2 separate regions of the Mus musculus genome follow, and region 2 is linked to region 1. The links are chromatin contacts, found by Hi-C or POLR2A ChIA-PET in ENCODE. All regions are on one chromosome and are shown on one strand. Each heading gives the region's core, a stretch centred on a gene start or an enhancer-like site at or near the end of the contact. The rest is flanking DNA. Distances are from core to core; before and after follow the strand shown.

What was found. A loop is a pair of places that touch in the nucleus more often than their neighbours do. ChIA-PET counts read pairs that join two places held with the same protein, here RNA polymerase II (POLR2A).
Region 2: a map of T-helper 17 cell shows a loop between it and region 1 (6-fold over the local background). The contact joins the promoter of Zbtb1 here to the promoter of Sgpp1 in region 1. A Hi-C loop is called at or near these places in 2 of 37 maps with a recorded cell type or tissue (T-helper 17 cell and v-Abl transformed pro-B cells). POLR2A ChIA-PET finds 5 or more read pairs at or near these places in 1 of 5 experiments (embryonic stem cell).

What each region holds. Positions count from the first base shown.
Region 1 is chr12:75,733,400-75,739,085 of GRCm38, forward strand. Sgpp1 (sphingosine-1-phosphate phosphatase 1) reads right to left here and starts at 2,330. Exons shown (of 3, transcript NM_030750.3): 1 at 1,514-2,330. The coding sequence starts at 2,164.
Region 2 is chr12:76,367,405-76,372,866 of GRCm38, forward strand. It overlaps Zbtb1 (zinc finger and BTB domain containing 1), which reads left to right and starts at 3,116. Exons shown (of 2, transcript NM_178744.3): 1 at 3,116-3,326. It overlaps Zbtb25 (zinc finger and BTB domain containing 25), which reads right to left and starts at 2,156. Exons shown (of 3, transcript NM_028356.2): 1 at 2,036-2,156.

The DNA of each region.
Region 1 (5,686 bases), core at 1,080-3,579:
ATAAACAATTCAGCAGAACTATTTTCAGACTTCCTGTTAGCGTGTGTCCTGAATAACTAAAGAGCAGAACCAACTCACTCTCTCTCTCTCACTCTCTCTCCCTCTCCTTTGCCCCCTCCCGCAGTGTTAGCAGCAGCCCATCAGAGAAGAGACAGTAGAAAGTCCCCCATCAGTAAGACAAACAGCAGCACACAGTCACAGTAAACAGCATGCCGAACACATTGACAATCTCACTTTCTGGAATAATTAGATCAGATGGGAATTTTTAGATATTTTTTTTCCACCCCAAACAGGCAACACTGTTTTTACAATCCAAATGTGACCATGTATCACCAGGGGTTAAATAAGAAAAGAACTTTCTATCTTAGTCTCCCCTCCTAATTCCGTCATTCTTCCTGGGTCCATGCCTGATTTCTGTTACTGTAAAACAGATGAATTGCACAGTAGAGAGGGCCTGGGATGATACTGGCAACATTTACCCATACTGAAACTCAACGTGGGTTAAGTAAGCCTATAATGGAGTTTTACAGCACAGTTGGCATTTCTCAATCTTGTGCAATAAAAGGGAGTTAAAAAAAAAGATAATGAGTTTTCCTAGATTCTCCAAAACCGATGCACTTTATTCTTAAGAGTCTGGTCCGAAAGACTAACAAATCATACAATTTAAGACAGATAAAGCAAGACCAGTAGACAAATATATTTTGCTTCTGTGTGAAAGATAATTAAATTGTAAACTCAAGTATCACTTGCAAACAAACCCTAGGAAGCTCAAATTAGGGAAGCCCCAAAACGCAGGCAAATTAAAAAAATGACTACCATTAAAAACTCTTGATGGACAAATTGCCCCCGATGTCAAACGCCATTATAACCAATCCAGCTCCTCGGAAGGCAAAGCCTATAACTGCAGGGTTACAGTTACCGCCATAGTAACAGTGTAGCAACTAACAACTGGTTCTCCAGACCAGAGACAGAAGTGAAGTGTCTTAACAGACCTGCAGTCAATCCTTTACGACGAACTCATCTAGATTCTGTTCCTTTACCTTTCGGCTTTTTTTCTTAACTGTCATTACTTTAGTGCTTGGAATGTGCCTGTGCCGAAATTATACTACTGTTTTGAAAACACTCTTTAATTTTACATTGTAAACACCATGTATTGCAGTGAAACCGGGTCTCAGTTACCAAGTGTTTCATTTTAAGTACACTGAATCACCACTGTGCATCAGACGAACTAAGTTTAAAAACTCAGTCTAAGCTCAAGGATTCAATGCACGAAAAGTGTTTCCTTGGGGGGTGGGGGTCTAAGAAACTATACCCAACTGTATTAAAATACAGTTTAGTGTTTAAGAACCGTCATCAGTTAATTTTCTAGAACTCTGACAGGACCTGCGTGGGTACTGTGAGAACCTGTGGGTTGGGGTTTTGGACGGGAAGAGGCAAATTTTTAAAAAAAGGGGAAAAAGAAAGTTCAGAAAGCACTGGAAACTCGACCGTGGAGCTGAGGGGCACAGCGTACCTGCCAGCGGCCATAGGTGAGCAGGAACATGGCGATGGGGATGGCGGTGCCTGACATGGCATGCGTGGAGGGCATGCTGTATTCCGAGTTGTAGAAGACCTCCAGCTTGATGACAGGCGGCGAGGCCGGCCGTGGCCAGCGGATGATGTCCTTGGTGCACTGGCCCAGGTACATGACCAGCACCCAGATGATCACCAGCCTCCGGCCCACAAAGGGGTCGAGATTCCAGATCCAGAAGGGGAAGAATAAGATGTAGAAGAGCTCGTTGCCCAGTTCCGTGCCTAAGCAGAACAGGTAGTAGAGCGGCAAGTTGCTCACTTTGACCAGCTCGCCCTCCTCGCCCGTCAACGAGTTGCGGCGCTGCGAGCCCGCGCGGCGGGGCCCGGTCGGGCCCGGCTCGGCCGCCAGCCCGTTGCGCACGCCGTTCGGGGCACCGCAGCAGTCCGCCTTGGCGGGGCTGTCCTCAGCGCCCGGCTGCCGTCCCCGTCGCCGGGGTTCTCCCGGGGCTCCGCGAACCTCGGTCTCTGCATCCTCGTCCGCCGCCGGGCTGCTGAGCGGCACCTCCACCCCACACAGACGCTGGAAGCTCGCCACCCGCTGCGGCTCCTGCAGACGGCTGGCCAGCAGAGCCAGCCGCTGCCCCAGGGACATGGTCGCGGGCCACTCGGGAATTGATCCGGCCACGCGCTCCTCGCCAGCCACAGCCGCCACGGTGCCTAGCTCGACTCGCTCGAGGCTGCCGGCGACCGCGCCAACAGGCCGCAGCGGCCGCCGCGCGCGCCCTGCGCCCCGCGCGCCCCTCCCCTGGCGCGCTCACGGAGGCCCGCGCCGCGCGCGCAGCCCGGAGCTGTCGCCGAAGCCCCGCCTCCCGGTGCTCCTGGTTGCTGTGCGAAGAACAGTGCGGGTCTAGGCAGGGCTGGTGACCCAGGAGCTGCCCGCGGCTTTTATTAGCCTGGAATCAATTGGGGCGTGATGAATGGAGGCAAAGTAACCGCCGCGAAACCGGAATCGTCCGACTCACGCCATTAATTAGCAACTAATTTCAGAGCTGTCTCGGATGGTTGATGTCCGGAAAGCCACGTGCCAATTGACCAGCGGTGGCAAGATTAGAAAACCGTAGATAATCCAGGACAGAGCCTGGGTATGTGATCGCTGACACAGCTGTGGTCTGCAAAGGAAAAGCCAGTCACCTACCAAGTAAAATCTGACTGTCACTCATCACATACGTCTCTTAAGCGAATTTAGGTGTAAAATTTCCTTAATAAATTCTAGCACTTAGCAAGATTGCTCAGAACACATAGTTAGTGGGAGAATGTAGCGTGGAGAATTCTGAGGGTATTTTTTGTTTTGTCTTTTATCGTTTTCTTTTTGTGAGTTTCGGGTTTGTTTTTTTGTTTGTTTGTTTTTTTGTTTTTGTTTTTGTTTTGTTGTTGTTGTTTGTTTTGTTTTGTTTTTGTTTTTGAACCAGGGTATATCATTTAGCCGAGATTGGCCTCAGCCTTGCTATGTAGTTAAGGCTAGCCCTGAACTGTTGATCCTTCTGGTGAAGCCCCCCAAGACTCGGGGTTACTGGGGCACCATGCCAGGTTTGAACTTGGAATCTGATAGGCTGAACTAGAATCTTAACAGGATTGTCTTGCAAGTCACAAACTTGACTTTAACTTCTAGATGGATCCGATTTTATTAAAAGATTTCAAAGTTTTAATTCCAGGAAGTTATTTTCAGTCAAGGCAAACGAATGTCTATAATTAAAGACTGAACTACTTCCAAGAAAGAGGCTGGAAAATGCTCCATGCTGGTAAGCCATGAGAAATAGTTTCATTTCCCAAGAAAGATTGCTTCCCAGCTCCTCCTATTCCACTTGCTGCAGTCATAAAGAGGATTGCCTCGAGTCCCTGGCCCTGGAATTGCTGAGGTTGGAAAGGTTGAGGGAGCACAGACGAATCCCAGCGCTTGGAGGCTGACATGGGAAGATTTGGAGTTTGAGGACAGCTGGGGCTTCATAACAAGATACTGTATCAAAATAAGTAAAAGCGTTTACAGCCTAGGAAAGCAGACAAGCATGAGAAAAGGAATACTGGGCCTGAAGAATGGTATACAAAGTAACCATGGTTTGCTATGGGTGTCTCTTCTTAGCCAGCAAGCAGGAAGCTCTGAGTTTGGGCCCAGCAGAACATACACAGAGTAGTGTTATTAGTTGATGTTTCTGAATAATAAAGACCATTATTAGCATTTGGCAAAAATAATCTATAATAAAACATGCTATGCTGGCCAGAAACTTGCTGTGGAGACCAAGTCTGATTTTCAAGTACTGAGCTAACAGGTGTTTGCTACAACTGAGTATTTTGTTTGTCTTGAAACCCCAGACCACCAAATTGTAGGGTTACAGGATGGACATCACACATAATTTTTTATATGTCCCCTCCACCCCTAGGGTCTAACTATGTAACCTGGATACCCTGGAATTTAGCTATATAAACAAGACTGATCCCGAACTTGTAGCATCCTCTCGCCTCTGCCTCAGAAACACTACCCTCTATTTCTATATCCTTAGCACCCAACACAAATATTGAATAATTGAAGGAATAAAAATGAATGTATGAACTTAAAAAAAAAATCCATGCCTCCAAACTGGGTATGGTTTTGCTTGCCTGTAATTCCAGCACTTGGGAAGTTGAAGCAGGAGGGGCTAAAGTATTTTCAAAAAATAAAATGTGGGGAAAGTGGCCATTTCAAAGTTACTCTCCTTATAGAGTGGAGATAGAGTCAGGTTGAGTTTTATGGCACAGACCTTTAGCAAGGAGTGTCTGTTTTTGGTTAGTTCTTTTTTGTTTGTTTTTGTTTTGAGCCTAGTGCAAGAGCCTTGTCTAAAATAAAGGTCTTCTGTGACTTCTGTAACTTTTATTTAACATCTTACTTGTATATTCTTTTTCTGTATCTCAAACCCAGTTCTCCTAATTTCTGTCTGAATTTCTGTCACAAATCCTACTGGCTCTCTATCAGGAACAAGCACTTTTTGTAGTTACTCTTCTGACCCTGTGCCTTCCACCTCCAGTAGAGCCTTTGAACAAAGGCCACTCTTGTCATTAGGTCTTGTATACATTGTGAAAACTCTGTGCTCTGTAGCCTCTGCTGGAAGGAAAAGAAAAACACTTCCAGAAATCTGGTGAAATTTCAATGGAAATTGGGAATGTCTGTGTACTCCATTTAGAAGGAATTTAACCCCATAAATGCACACTCTGATGGCTGATAAGAGGGTTCAGAGCAGCAAGGGCCTGCCACCAAACCTGAGGACCTGAGTTCCACCTCAAGGAGGAGAGAACTGACTTCTACAGCTTTGTCCTCTAACCTATGCGAACAGATTAAATATTATTTAAATAGTTTTCATTGACAATCTTTAAATTGTTGTGATCTAAAGAATGGCAGTGGGGCTTTAAAACAGCCGGAGTTCACCAGAGAGAGGAGTAATGTGAAATCTCACTGTAAGGAGACCTAAATGTTCTGCTAAGGAATTATAAATTACATTTCTTTGTTAGAGACAGGGTTTCTCTATGTAGCCCTGGCTGTCTGGAACTTACTTTGCAATAGACCAGGTAAGCCTTGAACTCAGAGATCTGTCTGGCTCTGCCTCCCCAGTACTGGGATTAAGGGCATGTGCTACTACAACACTGGGGTAAGCATAATACTTAATTTCTAGGTGTTGGAAACAAATGTTCCTGGTGTCACACAACACACAGCGAGTGCGTGTGTGAGCACACACACACGGAAACTTAGAGGCAGGAAGTTCACTTGGTTTTGTTCTTGGTTTTTGTTTTGTTTTGTTTTGTTTTGTTTTTAAACAGGGTCTTACTGGCCTGGAACTCACTATGTAGCTGCTCTAAACTCAAGAGATAGCCCAACCCTCCCCAGTGCTGGGGTTAAAGGCTTGCTCCAGCAAACACAGCTTTCACGTGGTTTTGTTGTTTTGTTTTTTGTTTGTTTGTTTGTTTTTATTTCAAGGAAGGTGGTGATATTTCCCCGTTGGCTGGGGTCTGACCCCACAGTCTTTCAAGACTGGCTAGTTTTAAAAGAATCTGGATAAAGGAAGTAAAAAAAGGGGGAGAAGGGTTCAGCTGCCCAAGGCCATCACCCTTTGTGTAAACAATTGTTTTACTAGGTGGGGGAGATCAAAAG
Region 2 (5,462 bases), core at 1,866-4,365, 630 kb after region 1:
CGCTGGTAGAGGTAACTACTATCAACTATTTTCTTTTTGGCTTTCTCTAAGGACTCAGATGCACTTGCTCTGTGGGATAAACAAGCAGAAAGGGGGCACAGGAAGTGGTGTAGGGCTACTTTACAATTCATCAAAATAAGAGCACCTGCACTGCTTTTCTATAGGAACTCTGACAGTTCGCCAACTCTTTCCTAGCTCTTACTTCAAAAATGGACAAATTGGTCAGATACCACCAGCAGCTTGCAGGGAATAAATCACTTTGGGTCAGCGGTAGGTTAGGCACTATGCTGCACTTCCCAGCGTGCTAGGAGATTTTACTGCCAAGCCGCTCAGGCCCCTCCTCCTCAGCTAGACAGCCTGGCTCCTTTGCATTCCCCTCAGGAGATCGGGTGGAAGTACATAGCTCCACTTTGTAAGGCATAGAGGGCAGCTGAAAGTCCTGCCTGGCCTCTCTGAGCAACCACAGGCGCCAATAAATCAGCCACAGGCGATTCTCTCACCCCCTTCCTGGGGAGCAAGATGTAATGCGAAAGAGCACTGACTAGGCTTGGAAGATAAGTGATTGAGACTCACATTCCTTTGCCAACTACTCTTGTCACCACAGTCAGGTATACCTCTCTGGCTCACTCACTTCTGCCGACTTAAAACATATTTATAACAAGACAATACTACCCTTTTAGGGAATTCAGTTATTAAAACTGCCGGCAAAGGTTAGCACACAAAACTAAACCTGACTGGAAACTCCTTACAGCTTATTATAGTACTGGGCATGACAGTCTAGTGTGTGGTGGGGTAGGTGGGGGTCTTCTTGCTGACCACCCAGGATGTCTCATTGCTCCCTAACTGAATCCCAGCCATCTTGACTATTTCACACCTACTCATCCCACCCCCAAGTCAGGCAGTGGCTATGTACCTATATCTAGGTTGCTTCAAGAATGATGCCTAAACCTAAGGCCGAGACACGTGGCCAGACCAGGGGGCATACACTCTTAGTTCCTGCGAGTGAGAGCCCGACCTAAGATCCATTGCTACTTCTACACTAGCCTGGGCTATCAACTTGAGAAGTCCTGTAAACCTGATGTAATTTTAATCACTTCTGGAGTATACACTGTCCAAAGCAGGATAAACTGGCACTGCAGTCCTGAGGCTAATTATGAAAGGTGCAGAAACTTTGATCGGGCAACACTCTGCTTCTTAGGCCGGGTGTTAGCTGTGAAATGAGGGATGGACTCGATATTTAAGGTCCTTTTCAGCTGAAAAACTCTGATTCTAAGATGTACTTCAATTCTGTCAATCGACAGCTCTGCAGCTTTTGAAGGACTTGCTGGAGTCCCTCGAGGAAGAAGGCCAACTTTAATCCCTTAGAGGGAGATGGGAGTTAATTTATAAAACACACAACACTAGCTGCTATCAGGTTCCAGGTACAGCGCAGTGCGTTACCTAAGCAACTGATAACGGCTTGATTCCTCCAAATGAGTGCTAGGGAGACGATGATATAAGATGGGGGCCAGAATTCAAAATGAAAAACCACTGGGCTAAGAGAAAAATTAATTATTAGGGTAGGGGGCTACTTGCCCTAGATGCTAGGTACTCACAAACTGGATGGGGGAGGGGAGAGTGAGGGCTGCGCAGCCCGATCTGGACACCCGCCCACTTGCTAGAGCCTGGAGGCCTGACGCGGCCGCCCAGGACCCGGCTGACACAGACGGATTGAGGCTTCTGCGCCCGCTCGGAGCCCGGCCCGCAGCGGGAATGGGCTCTAAGGCTGTGCGGCAATCGCGCGCGCCATCCCGCCCGCGTTAGGCCCCGGCGGCCCACGGCCAGGGGCGGCTCCGCGCGCCCAGCACTCGCTCGCCGTTGCTAATGTCCTCCTTGGGCCCTGACTGACATCTCCAACGGACCAAAAACAGCACCCCTCTCCCCGGCTACTTGCATCTGTCCCGCGACGGGTGCAGCTGCAGCCGCCGCCCGGGCGGCTCGCGGCGGGAGGGACTGAGCCCGGAGCAGCCCACAGGGGCAGGGCCGCGTTGCTTACCCAGACTCCGCCGCGGCGGCGGACTGGCGGGCGGGCTTCTCTGTGCGGGAGGGGCGGGCTCCCGCGCGGCGCACACCACGCGGCTGCGCCCGCTCACGCACCCGGCGGGCTGCTCTCGCGCGGCTTCCCGCGCCCGGCCCACGTGACCGGACTGCCGGGAAGCGAGCGGCACCCCGGCTAGTGTGCGTGCCTGCCTGCGTGCGTGCGTGCGTGCGCGCGCGCCTGCCTGCCCGCCCGAGTGGCCAAGGCGGGGGTCGGCCCCGCGCTCCGGGCGCGCCTCTGCCACGGTCCCCAGTCGTGACTGGAGGCGGAAGTGTGGGGACAAGTTCGAGCGTCACTGGCTCCCCACACGTCTTGGCGTGACCTGGGAACTTTCCCCGGCGTGTGCAAAAAAAAAAAAAAAAAAAAAACCCAAAAAACAAAAAAAAACCACGGGTGCCCCCTCGGCCCTGGGTGGGGACGGGCAAGGATGCACCGGCGTCTGGCGCGGGAGGGGGACGAGGGCGCGGGGCAGGCAGCCACATGCGGCGGGAGCCAGGGAGGGAGGCGGGCCGGGCGGGGCATGGCGGGGGAAGTGACTCAGGCCCGAGGCTGGCGGGCCCACGCGAAGAGGAGTCGGGGGGCACGGAGGACCCCGAGCGGACAGGCTTTAGGCTGGACGGGACGAGAGTGTCACCCCCCCCTCCAGGCGTCCAGGGTGGAGCGCGGGGGCGGGTCCAACTGCGGGGCCCTGCGGGACAGGGGTCTGACATCTGGGTAGAGGGCGATCGGCATCCAGCCCTGGGGGAGTCGGGAGGATCCCAGTGGCGTCCAGCTGTGCAAACAGGAGGAGGGCCAAGCCGACTCCGGGGAGAGGGGCGACAGTGCTGCTCCAGCCGCCGCCGCCCGGGCGCCCGCGCTGCGGGCAGTGCCAGCCTCCCCGGCCCGACGCAGAAACTTGTTGCAACCAACAGGCGACCGCGGGTGCCCCTAGCCGCCAGCGGCGGAGTGGGTGGGCGGGCGAGAGGGAGGGGAAGGCTGGCGGACGCCGCCGCGAACTGGTGGGCAGACCCGGAGTCGCCGCGTAAGCGGGGCCGGCTCAGTGCGGTGCGGCAGGCGCGGCTGTGCGGCAGCGGAAGTCCTTTGTTGCAGCGCAGTCCCTGGCAGAGCCCGGAGTGTCTCGGCGCAGCCCAGCCGAGCGCCGCGCGCCGTCAACTGCAGCCCGCAGCCCCTCGCCTCCGCCCGCCTTCCCAGCGGCTCCGCTGCCCTCAACTCCATAAAACCTCCGCAGCCGCGCGTCCCACCGCGCCCGGTGAGTAGCTGCCAGTCGTCGGGGCCATTTGCGCAACTTTGGCCGAAGCTGGGCCACGGGCCTGGCGGAGTGCGTGGCCGAGGCGGCGCCGACCGGTGCGGGGAGCCGGAGCGTGGAAAGCGCGCGGCGAGGAGCCGGTGGCGGGGGTCTGCCGAGCGGCTTCGCTCGGGGCCGGCCGTCAGTCCGGTGCGCGCGGCCTCTCCGGGTTCCGGACGAATCCCCTCTCCAGACGACTTCCCAAATTACTTCTTTTCCCTTTATTTTATTTTGTGCTGGGGGGGTGGGGGGAGGGGAGGTGGAGGCGGGAGGCCGCGCTTGATTGACGGGCCCAGAGCGCGCTTCGCTAACTTCCAGCTGCGGCTGGGCGGCCGGTGGGAGGGGAGCGTCCCGGAGCCGGAGGCCGCAGACTTGGGCGCGCTCCGAGGGAGGAGGCGGCTGGGCCGCGCGGATTCCTGCTTCGCTCTTTCCCACCCCCGCTCCTCAGCACACACGCTTTTTGTTCGGGTCCAAAGTGGTAGGTCTCGGGGGTTTGGGGGGTTTTCTGTGTACGAGATCCTCCCCCCCGCCCCCCGAGTCCCGAGAAGAAAGTGCTTTTTGCCTCCAGTGGTGGGCGCTTACAAGTAGAAGTTCTGGTGGAGGCGGTGAGCTAGTTGGGTGGCGATCTGGAGTCCTTGCTGCTGAAGCGTGCAGGCGTGGATCTGGGCTCAGCCGCCGCTCCCAGGCTCCCTTTCCACCTTAGCCACTCGTCCACGTGATCTGAGGGCTTGACAAGACATTTTCCAACTCGGACGGGTCTAGAACAGGTTAATGAAAGTCCTTGTTTTCTGGGGATAGGGTTTTGTATGTGTGTGATCATGTTCCCAAATCGAATGTCGCTGTGACGGTACATGTAGATTCTCCACTGGTCAGACTGTATTTCCGTACAGTATGAATCGCTGCGGCAACATTTTCCCCTTTGACACTGGAATCCACAAAGCGTTCCAAGCATTTCCCCCCGACCCCCACCCCGTTTTGAGACAAGGTCTGGCTAGGTAGCCCAGGATCGCTTGGATATAATTCTCCTGCCTCAGGAAATCCTAAATTTTGGGGTGATAGGCTTGTTCTGAGGCTTTCCAAGACCACTTAGAATTTCTTGAGCCGAAGTTTGAGGCACCCTGAAGTCGACTGGGGAAATCGATGTAGTTCTTATGACTGTTTTAAAGCAACCATGTTTTTTAAAAGGTATAAAATAGGTTCTCTGGAATTTTGTCACCTCAAATGGATATGATCTGGAGAAATGGAAAGAATGAAGGTACAAGAGGCTGAAGCCCAAATGATGGATGGATGGTCAGTTGCCTAGAACTGTAAAACTTCCCTTTTGAATCACTATCCCCTAAAGTCTCAGTAATACTGAGTGGCATTGGTAGCTGCATGGGGTTTCTTCCTCTTAAAGAAACAGACGGACCTAACGCAGCCGAGGTGCAGTGCAGTGCTTTTCCAAAGGTTAAGGCTTAGAAGTTCTGCGGTACAGTGCTGTGTTCCAGCCACTTGCACTCATTTTAACACCAGAATTTCTCCGTTGACAGCAAGTTTTATAGGGTGTGGTTGTGCACGTCTATAATCCCAGCACTTCAAGAGGTTGGATCAAGAGTTTGAGGCTAACCTGGACCTGGCATACATAGCGAGACCTTTTTTTCAAAAAACAAAACTCAGGGCTGGAGAGATAGTTCAGGGGTGAAGGGCACTTGCCTTTCCTTCAAGAAGAACTAAGTTTGACTCCCAGCACCCATCCCAAGCAGCTCACAACTACCTGTAACTTCATTTCCAGGGAGCTCTGGACTCTAGAACAATTGTACTCATGTGCACACCCCTCCCCCCACATACATACACATCATTAGAAATTAAAATTTAAAAACCCAAAGCCTCAGTTTTCATGCTGTTGAGTAGACCTGGTTGAGCAGTCTTTCCAGCTGGCTGTGTTCTTCCAGTTCCTAACATTATGCCTGCTGGTTTGCACCACTGCTGCTGTGTCGTTGTCAGGAAAGAACCCATTTTAACCAGGCCACGAGCACAGCTTCCTGATCTTGTAACTTGGTTTTTGGTGTTTCCAGACAAGTGTTTTTCAGTGTATCCCTGGCTATCCTGGAACTCACTCTG